Linked DNA regions of Mus musculus: region 2 is linked to region 1. The links are chromatin contacts, found by POLR2A ChIA-PET in ENCODE. All regions are on one chromosome and are shown on one strand. Each heading gives the region's core, a stretch centred on a gene start or an enhancer-like site at or near the end of the contact. The rest is flanking DNA. Distances are from core to core; before and after follow the strand shown.

The links. ChIA-PET counts read pairs that join two places held with the same protein, here RNA polymerase II (POLR2A).
Region 2: POLR2A ChIA-PET joins it to region 1 with 10 read pairs in Patski. The contact joins the promoter of Kctd12 here to the promoter of Lmo7 in region 1. POLR2A ChIA-PET finds 5 or more read pairs at or near these places in 2 of 5 experiments (Patski and embryonic stem cell).

What each region holds. Positions count from the first base shown.
Region 1 is chr14:101,727,660-101,732,072 of GRCm38, reverse strand. It overlaps Lmo7 (LIM domain only 7), which reads right to left and starts at 2,145. Exons shown (of 31, transcript NM_201529.2): 1 at 1,848-2,145. The coding sequence starts at 1,916. Gm9922 (predicted gene 9922) reads left to right here and starts at 2,345. Exons shown (of 2, transcript NR_168926.1): 1 at 2,345-2,561; 2 at 2,684-4,413.
Region 2 is chr14:102,979,842-102,984,148 of GRCm38, reverse strand. It overlaps Kctd12 (potassium channel tetramerisation domain containing 12), which reads left to right and starts at 1,512. Exons shown (of 1, transcript NM_177715.4): 1 at 1,512-4,307. The coding sequence starts at 1,709. The coding sequence ends at 2,692. Mir5130 (microRNA 5130) reads left to right here and starts at 1,517; the gene lies at 1,517-1,600.

The DNA.
Region 1 (4,413 bases), core at 896-3,395:
AAACCATGCAGCGCAAACACCACTGATGGAAAATTACAGGTAAAGCCTTGATTTTTCCAGGTTTATGAAGGAGCAAAGTTATTTTTTCTCTTAACTCCATTGCTGGGATTTTTCCACTCTCATTTCAATTCTGAATGCAGTGTTTGTAACTTCTCCCAGCCTTCCATACCCTTCCTCCCATCTCTCCAAGTCACCTTGGCACAGCTCAAAGTTTCAGCCTTTAAAGACACCAAAAGCTACCATCTGAGACACTTCTACCATCTAGAAAGTGAGGTCACTCATATCTCCTGCCCTCTTACTATACAGAAGTATAACATTTAACATTTATTTTTTTTCCTCATAAGTACATGATATTTTTAAAATGTGTATGTGTGTGTGAGTGTTTGTAGGTGTGTATGTGTGTATGTATGTGTATGTGTTTGTAGGTATATATATATGTGTGTGTGTGTGTGTATGAGCGTGTGTGAGTATGTGTGTGTTTGTAGGTATGTATGTATGTGAGTGTGTATGTGTGTATTTGTAGGTATGTATATGTGTGTGTGTGTGTGTTTGTAGGTATGTATGTGTGTGTGTGTGAGTGTTTGTAGGTATGTGTGAGTATGTATGTGTGTGTGTGTGTGTGTGAGCATTTGTAGGTATGTATGTGTGTGTGTGTGTGAGCATTTGTAGGTATGTATGTGTGTGTGTTTGTAGGTATGTATGTGTGTGTATGTGTGTGTGTGTGTGTTTGTAGGTATGTATGTGGATGTAGATTCCGATGGGGGTTGGGGTATATACTTGGAAGCCACCATTTTGGCTAAGTCACACTGAATACTTCTGCCTCAGCAGCCCTGCCTGTCCTGGAGTTGCAATGGCTTTTTTCCACGGGTGCTAGAGACCCAAAAGCAGGTCCTCAAGCTAGTGGGACCCTACATGTATTTCTTTAAAACATAAAATAAAATGACTTTTAAAGAACTAGCTTCCCCTATATTCTTAGTAGCCTAATTTGAATTTTTAGGTAGATTGAGGGGCTGCAGGCGTGATTCAGGAGTAGCCGCTCTTATCTAGCATGTCCCAGGCCCTGAATTAAATTCCCTAGCTGTTGGATAAAACAGCATGTGGCACCACTAACTCCAAAATGACGTCAGGGTTGGTGTGGGCAACAATTTTATAACCATCAGTTATTCTGAGTCCCACTTTGGGAAGGATTCTTTTGACCCATCCGGAAAGTCACCTCATAAGTCTAGAGTTGTAACTCGGTACTAGAGCCCAGGTGTGGGGTGCCTTGAGTTCATTCACAAGCACAACCCACCTAGGTGGTCAGCAACGGAATAAAACAGGCTAGTCCGAAGGCGACCATGTAGAGACTATCTCTCCTTCGTGACAATAAAAGGAACAGAAGATCTTGTCTGTGAGGCACAGCTGGAAGAATAACAAGCCGTCTGTAAAGGAGCTTAGGATATTTTAGTTTCTCAACTGGAGAGGAAGAGAGCGGGAGAGGGAAGGATGGCAGCCCCCCAACTCTCTAGGCTCACACCCCGTGCTGAATACACTGGCTACCCAGGTGCGTGATAAGCAACTGCATCCCGAAGAAATGCGCCCGAGGTCCCCAGCCTAGCTCTGTGCCCCGCTTTTTGGGAAGTGCGATACCCAAACCTGGTGGACAAGCGCTGGGAGATCTGCAAGAAAGTCTGAGGAGGGCTAGGCATCAGAAGACTAGAGAGGGAAATTTTGCACTGTACCCAAAACTGCCTCTTTACTCAGCCTAGGTCACCGGACGGACGTAAGCTCAGATTGGTGGGAAACCCAAGAAGACTCAGGCACGGAAAGTGTAAATTCATCTGTAAAGAACTGGAAAAGACACTCACCTCCACCCATCTCTGAGCCTCTGCGAATGCAACAGAGCAATCGGCCTCGGCGTCCTCCATCCCTTCCATGTCTAGGGCAAGAGAGGGAGAGGAGCAGCTCAGTGGGTGCGCGCCGGGACCCAGAGCTCCCACGCCACGCGTCCCCCGCCCTTTGTAGCGACGTGCAGTTTGAGTTCAGGAACCTAGAAGAATTTGCAGGAGTTGCTTTCTCCAAACTCTAGAAATCGGCTCAAGTTCAGCCTGACTGGAGCAGGAGGAGGTGAAGAGGCAACTGGAAGCGGTGTGCAGAAGGAGCCGGGACTCCTGGGAACTTCAAAAGTCGCAAGCGCTGTCACCGCCCTCGACAGTAGCCCCGCCCCGGCCCACCCCCTACGGGCCGGTCCCAGCTTCCGTCCTTGCCCCTCGCCAGGGTCCTTGCAGCCACCTCTCTGGTCAGAATTATCTGGGCGGGGAGATGCGCCCCAGCCGGCATCCTTCCCGCCTCTACCCGCCTTCCCAGTCCCGGGCTCTCTCGGGAGGCGGCGCCCCTTCTGCCTGCGGCCTGACATACCAGGAATAGCTGCACACAATTGCACCTTTCCGGGCCAAGAAACTTCCCCCGCGGGGACGCGGAGCCACCAGGCCTCCACGCCACTACCCTCCGGCTCCACGGAGCTCGCTGACCGGTCCCAGATGCTGCGCGGTCCCCGCTACTGCCCCGGCTTCCGGCCGCAGGTGAGGGTACCGGCCTGGGCACTGGCGGCTGGTCCCCTAGTCTGGGCTGGCGTCGCTCCTCCCCCGATCGCAGGTGGGTCCGTGGGGAAGACCTGTGGCTTCATTTCCCCTCTCGCCTCAAGGGTACGGTGAACCGAAGGAACTTGGCTTTTCTCCCACCTCTCCTGCCTGCTTGGCCCAGTTCTGGACATTGGCCCGCCCTCCCCCGGAGAATCAAAACCTGTACCCTTCGTGGTGTGGCAAAGGTGACTGGTTATTCAGAGTGAGCAGAGAGTTTGAGTAAGTGCTCGGGGCCTGGCCAGCAAAGTGCACAGGTGGTCCAATGCCCCGCGATCTCTCCAAGGAAACTCTGGGGACTCTCTGGGCTCCAACCAGGGTACTTGACCTATGGAAGAAGATAAGATCAGCCCTTCTTTTCTGGAGGAGACGCAACATTTCATTCTTTTTTTCTTTTCTTTTTTTTTTCTTTTTTTTCTTTGTGTGTGTGTGTGTGTGTGTGTGTGATTAAAGAAATTTTCAAACGTATGGCAGAGAATCTTGTCTACGGAAACAGCCTAGCTTCTGTTTAATGATCATTAGCACTTGGGCTTATCTCACTATAGAGAGGTTTAAAGTAGGATACATTTCAGCTCTAAATATCCCAGGATACAGTTCATCTTTAACGAACACTATCCTGCAATATCATAGACCATTTTCACATGTAACTAAATAAAGCCAATAAAATTGCTAATCAACCGGGCTCGGATTTCCCTAGGATGCCAAAGCGTCCTTTGCAGCTGACTTACCTAGACCTCGAGGCAATCAGAGAATCTGCATTCCGTTTGATTGCGGATTTTTTACCCTAGAAGGGCCTCCTCCTCAAGCCCCTTCTTCCTTTTTTGGAATGGCATCGTGTGTTGAAAGAAACAAGTTGCCTTCTGGATTTGTCTTATGGCTTCTTTGTGGTGTCTTCACCACATTTCTCTCCCAGTACTTCCTGCCTCCTGGAAGTTAGATCTAAAGGCTGGGTTGGAACCCACTTGCTCTTGTGAATGAAGACCATCTGGATTGGGGTGATGGTTTCTGTTTATCCCGAAGCCTTATTTTTTTTTTTTTTTAATTGGCCTGCTGTAATCACTGGGTCTGCTTAGAAGAGCTGGCTGACAAACTTCAGGGATTATTCTTGCTATGGCAGGAGGCCACTGACTGGACCATCCCTCTCTGCCTGCTGCCTACACTCTTATTAGGCCAAACCCTAGAGGAGAGTGGGATGGTTAAAGAAAACAGGAAGATGTTTCTCTCCTTTTCTCTATCACAAAACTGCTGTCTTTGGCAAACATGAAGTAAAAACTTAATATAACGCGAAATGGTTTTATTTAAGGGAGCGAGGGAAGGGTTGATGTTTTGAGGCAAGCCCTCATTAGTGTAGGCTATAATGGCCTGGAATTCATGCCAATCCCCATACCTTGGTTGGCCAGTCCAGTGCTGAAATTACAAGTGTGAGCTACCACCCTGATAAAGACACAAAATATCATACTGAAATACATAGAATACCAGAGCTTCAGTATTGCCAGTGCAGCGGGACAGGAAGTTCTTAGGATTCCTATATAAGCACATGCTATCTGAAATGCCTCCTGTGGTCACAAGTGGTTTGAACAAGAAATGCCCACCCTAGACACAAGTATGTGAACACTTGGTCCCCAGCTGTTTGGAGGGGCTATAGAACCTTTAGGAAGTGCAGGCTTGCTGGAGAAGTATGTCGCTGGGAGCTGGGTTTGGGTGTTTACAGCTTCACCTTGCTTCCAGCTTGTGCTCTCTCTCTCTCTCTCTCTCTCTCTCTCTCTCTCTGTCTCTCTGTCTTCTGGGTGTGGTT
Region 2 (4,307 bases), core at 263-2,762, 1.3 Mb before region 1:
GCCTCTTGGCTGCTCTAAAGGAGATGTAGGTAGTCAGCCTTGAATTCTCCACAGCCTGATGCCCAGCAACGTATAAGAGCATTTATTAAAATTGTGGTTTTTCAGAGTCTCCTCTATCTTGGGCTTCTTGAAGCCCTTATCTATTTATTCACCAAAAACCAACGATCAGATAACAGACCACAAATTTGAGATTTCAGAACGTGCCAAGTGCAAAGATGGGAATTTGAAGAGCAACCTGTCTCATTCCCCTGGGAGACCATGGAAGGTTTCCCGGCAGTGGCAGAATTCTGTGGGCTGAAATTTGTGCATGACTCCAAACGCTGAACAAGTAGGAGTCCATAGAGAGCATGGCTAAATCTGAAGGGCCTTCAGACCTACACAGCCTTTCTTCTCTGGTGGACGGTCTTGTAAAGTACAGAAGAGAACGATGGAGGGAGGAGGAGAACACGGGTTACTGGACCTTTAGAACAGTTATGCATGGGCTAAAAGTAAATTATTTTCTATACGTGCATTAACATTTCAAGGAACAAATAAAACATCAGCGGAATTTTAGTAAAATAATGAAATACTAGTAAAATCATTAAATACTAATAATACGAATAAAAGAAAATATTAGATTGGAATTTTCTGGTGCGATTTACAGATGGCTGAAAGCAACCGGAGGCCTCACGTCCCACTATTGGAGGCGCTTATTAGCTTTTCTTGCCCACGCAGTGTAAGCCCCTCCCCCCCCCTTTGTGTCCACCCAACTTCCTCTCCTAGTCATTTCTGCTCACTGCAGTACTGTGTTGTGGTTTCCTAACCAAAGACTTTATGCTCTCGCAAAATAATCTAACAGAGCATTTTCGCGAAGCATTCGCTTGTGGTTTCTAGGGATTTTTCGAGGCTATACGCTAGTCACATAGTCACGTGAAAAACCTTTGGGTGGTCTGGACTTGAAGGGACCGGTGCATCCTTTCCAAGTTAGTGTCTCTTCAGAACTTCCAGAGACCCGGGGATGGATCTCCAACAGCAGCGCTCTGCACTGTTAGAAGCGGGTAGGTCTAGAGGGCGCTAGCCGCAGGCAATCAAGCTTTTCCACTCTGCCAGAAAGTTTCCAACCCCTTCTGGAGTCCCCGGGTGCCGGCTGCGGTCAGCCGAGAAGGGCGGCGGGAGGGGAGGTGGGAACACAAGAGGATCGCTTTAGTGATCAGCCTCCTGGAGAAGCGCCTGGAGGCTCTGACCCACTGCGGAAGAGGAAGAGGAGCTGGGCCCGGAGCGGGTGGGCGGACGGGCGGTGACAGTCCGGTCGTCCCCCGGAGCGCGCGGGTCAGGGTGGAGCCTGCAGCCCCGAGCCGCGTCAGCGTTTAGCATGCAAATGCATTCCCCGCTCCTCCCCCACCCCCACCCCGCCCCAGCCCTCCCCGCCCCGGGAGCGAGCTCAGCGGCTCCGCAGCCGCCCACCGCCTCCTGCGCGCCGCGCCGCCCAAGCGGGCGGCTCTACTTAAGCGGCGCGCGGGCCGCGACCCGCCACTCGCCTGGAGCGCGCGGGCGAGGCAGGCGCAGCGCACCGGGGCTCTCGTGGGCGCACTGCTGCGCGCTCGCACCGCGCGGCTCTCAGTGGCCGGCCGCCGCCTGAGCGCAGGGCTCCCCGATAAGAGCCGCTGGGGCTTCCGATCGCGACCCCGCTCCCTGCCACTTGGCCCATCCGGGCCACCTCTTTTTGGCCATGGCTCTGGCGGACAGCACCCGAGGATTACCCAACGGGGGCGGAGGCGGAGGTGGCAGCGGCTCGTCGTCGTCCTCGGCGGAGCCGCCGCTCTTCCCGGACATCGTAGAGCTGAACGTGGGAGGGCAGGTGTATGTGACCCGGCGCTGCACCGTGGTGTCCGTGCCCGACTCGCTGCTCTGGCGTATGTTCACGCAGCAGCAGCCGCAGGAGCTGGCCCGGGACAGCAAAGGCCGCTTCTTTCTGGACCGGGACGGCTTCCTCTTCCGCTACATCCTGGATTACCTGCGGGACTTGCAGCTCGTGCTGCCCGACTACTTCCCGGAGCGCAGCCGGCTGCAGCGCGAGGCCGAGTACTTCGAGCTGCCGGAGCTCGTGCGTCGCCTCGGGGCGCCCCAGCAACCCGGTCCGGGGCCACCGCCGCCGCACTCGCGCCGCGGGGTGCACAAGGAGGGCTCTCTGGGCGATGAGCTGCTGCCGCTGGGCTACGCAGAGCCCGAGCCGCAGGAGGGCGCCTCGGCCGGGGCGCCTTCGCCCACGCTGGAGCTGGCTAGCCGCAGCCCGTCCGGGGGCGCGGCGGGGCCCCTGCTCACGCCGTCCCAGTCTTTGGACGGCAGCCGGCGCTCCGGCTACATCACCATCGGCTACCGCGGCTCCTACACCATCGGGCGCGACGCTCAGGCGGACGCCAAGTTCCGGCGGGTGGCGCGCATCACCGTGTGCGGCAAGACGTCGCTGGCCAAGGAGGTGTTTGGGGACACCCTGAATGAGAGCCGGGACCCCGACCGGCCCCCGGAGCGCTACACCTCCCGCTATTACCTCAAGTTCAACTTCCTAGAGCAGGCCTTCGATAAGCTGTCCGAGTCGGGCTTCCACATGGTGGCGTGCAGCTCCACGGGCACCTGCGCTTTTGCTAGCAGCACCGACCAGAGCGAGGACAAGATCTGGACCAGCTACACCGAGTACGTCTTCTGCAGGGAGTGAGCTCCCCACGCCCGCCCCTCGCCACTCCGGTGCCCACTTCCCTTCCTCCCCTCGGGGGACAGGATTATAGATGCCCTCGCTTCCTCCCTGTTTCCCGATTCCTTCTGCCCCCACCCCCAGATCTCCTAGTAGGTCACCCAGACCCGTCTGCACCCCACTTGCGAATCTGCAGCCACAAATCCTCTGGGCGTCTTCATCATCTTTGGACCCCACTAGCCGAGAGAGTGTTCTGATGTAGCCCTTCACTCATGCTTCCTCTACTCCTGGCCTCCAACCACCCTTCCCCCAGATTGTCGTGATCTAGTGGGACAGTCACCAAGTACCTGGGAATGACTGAATTGATCAGAATCGGATTGCACGGTGTCCGGCGTGCAGTTCGGACGAGTCCTTGACATCTTAAACCCTTTGACTCCATAGCGGTTTCAGAGATCAGAACTGAGAGTGCTGTGTGGAGAGAGTGCTTTAAAAGGTTGTTAGAGATTTGACCCTCATTAGAAAGAGAGTTTTAGACAATTGAATGGTAGACCGTATGCTGGAAGACCCCAAGGACGCAGTTCAGAGACTGTAAATAAAGAGATTTTTTTGTTTGTTTTTAAAGTTACAGGTAGAAGTAAATTCTAGTACTGGCAACAGGGGAGAGTTCTATTTACCCCCAACACATTAGATCTCCTGTGGCTTAAAATTGTAGAAAGCAATCCTCCTGCCTGCGGAGGCGCCCTTTCTCTTCAGCTGTTTGCCGAGCTTTAGGTTTTGTTGGTTAAGGCTTCTAGGCTAGGAGCAGGCAGGGAGCGGGAGGCAGCGCTTCTAGAAGTCACCTGGCAGTGACCCAGTAACGCAGGAGTGGTTAGTAGGGACAGTCAGCCCTTACTTAGGTCTAGGACTGTGGGAGGGTTGGGGAGGGAGGAAAGATGGGAGGAAGGGCGGGAGGGAGGAGGGGGACATGCTCATTTATTATTTGAAAGTTGGAAGTTTGTATAATCCATTTGAGTATGTGCGCATTTAAAAAAATATGAAACAGTACGTGTAAACTTAGATTTTATCAAGATTAGTAGAAGACCCATCTTCAGCTGGAAGTCTATCGAGCTATTTTGAGTCCTAAACTTAGTTGCTAATACTTGTATAACCTAACCAAAGAGTTACCTAGTAGAGTTTTTAGTGATTTGAACATTTATTTTTCTTGTTGATTCTATTTCCTCACTTATAGCCTATTTACTTAAGCAAAATAAGTTTGATTTTTAATTACTTAGACTTCAGATCTCTTTATTATTATTATTATTATTGTTAGCAGTAGTGTTTTTAAATTGATGTTTTCTGCAAGGCCAGCAAGTGTGGGCTGCTGGGCTGTTCTGAAAACCGGAACAATGCTCTTTCTTTCCTGCGTTTGTTTGACGTTGCAGTGACAGATTCGAAAGATCAACGGAAGCACGGGGGGGGGGGGCTGCCCATCTGTAGATAGCTGTCAAGTGGAATGTTTCTAAATGAAGGCAAATAAGTACTTCAGTGTGAGCCGAGCAATAACGCGGTATTTAGGTGAATGCAACAGAAACAGGGGACCTTTGCCTTATTGCCTTTCCTCTCACGTGGAATGAATTCCCAGTGTGTATCCTGTGTACAC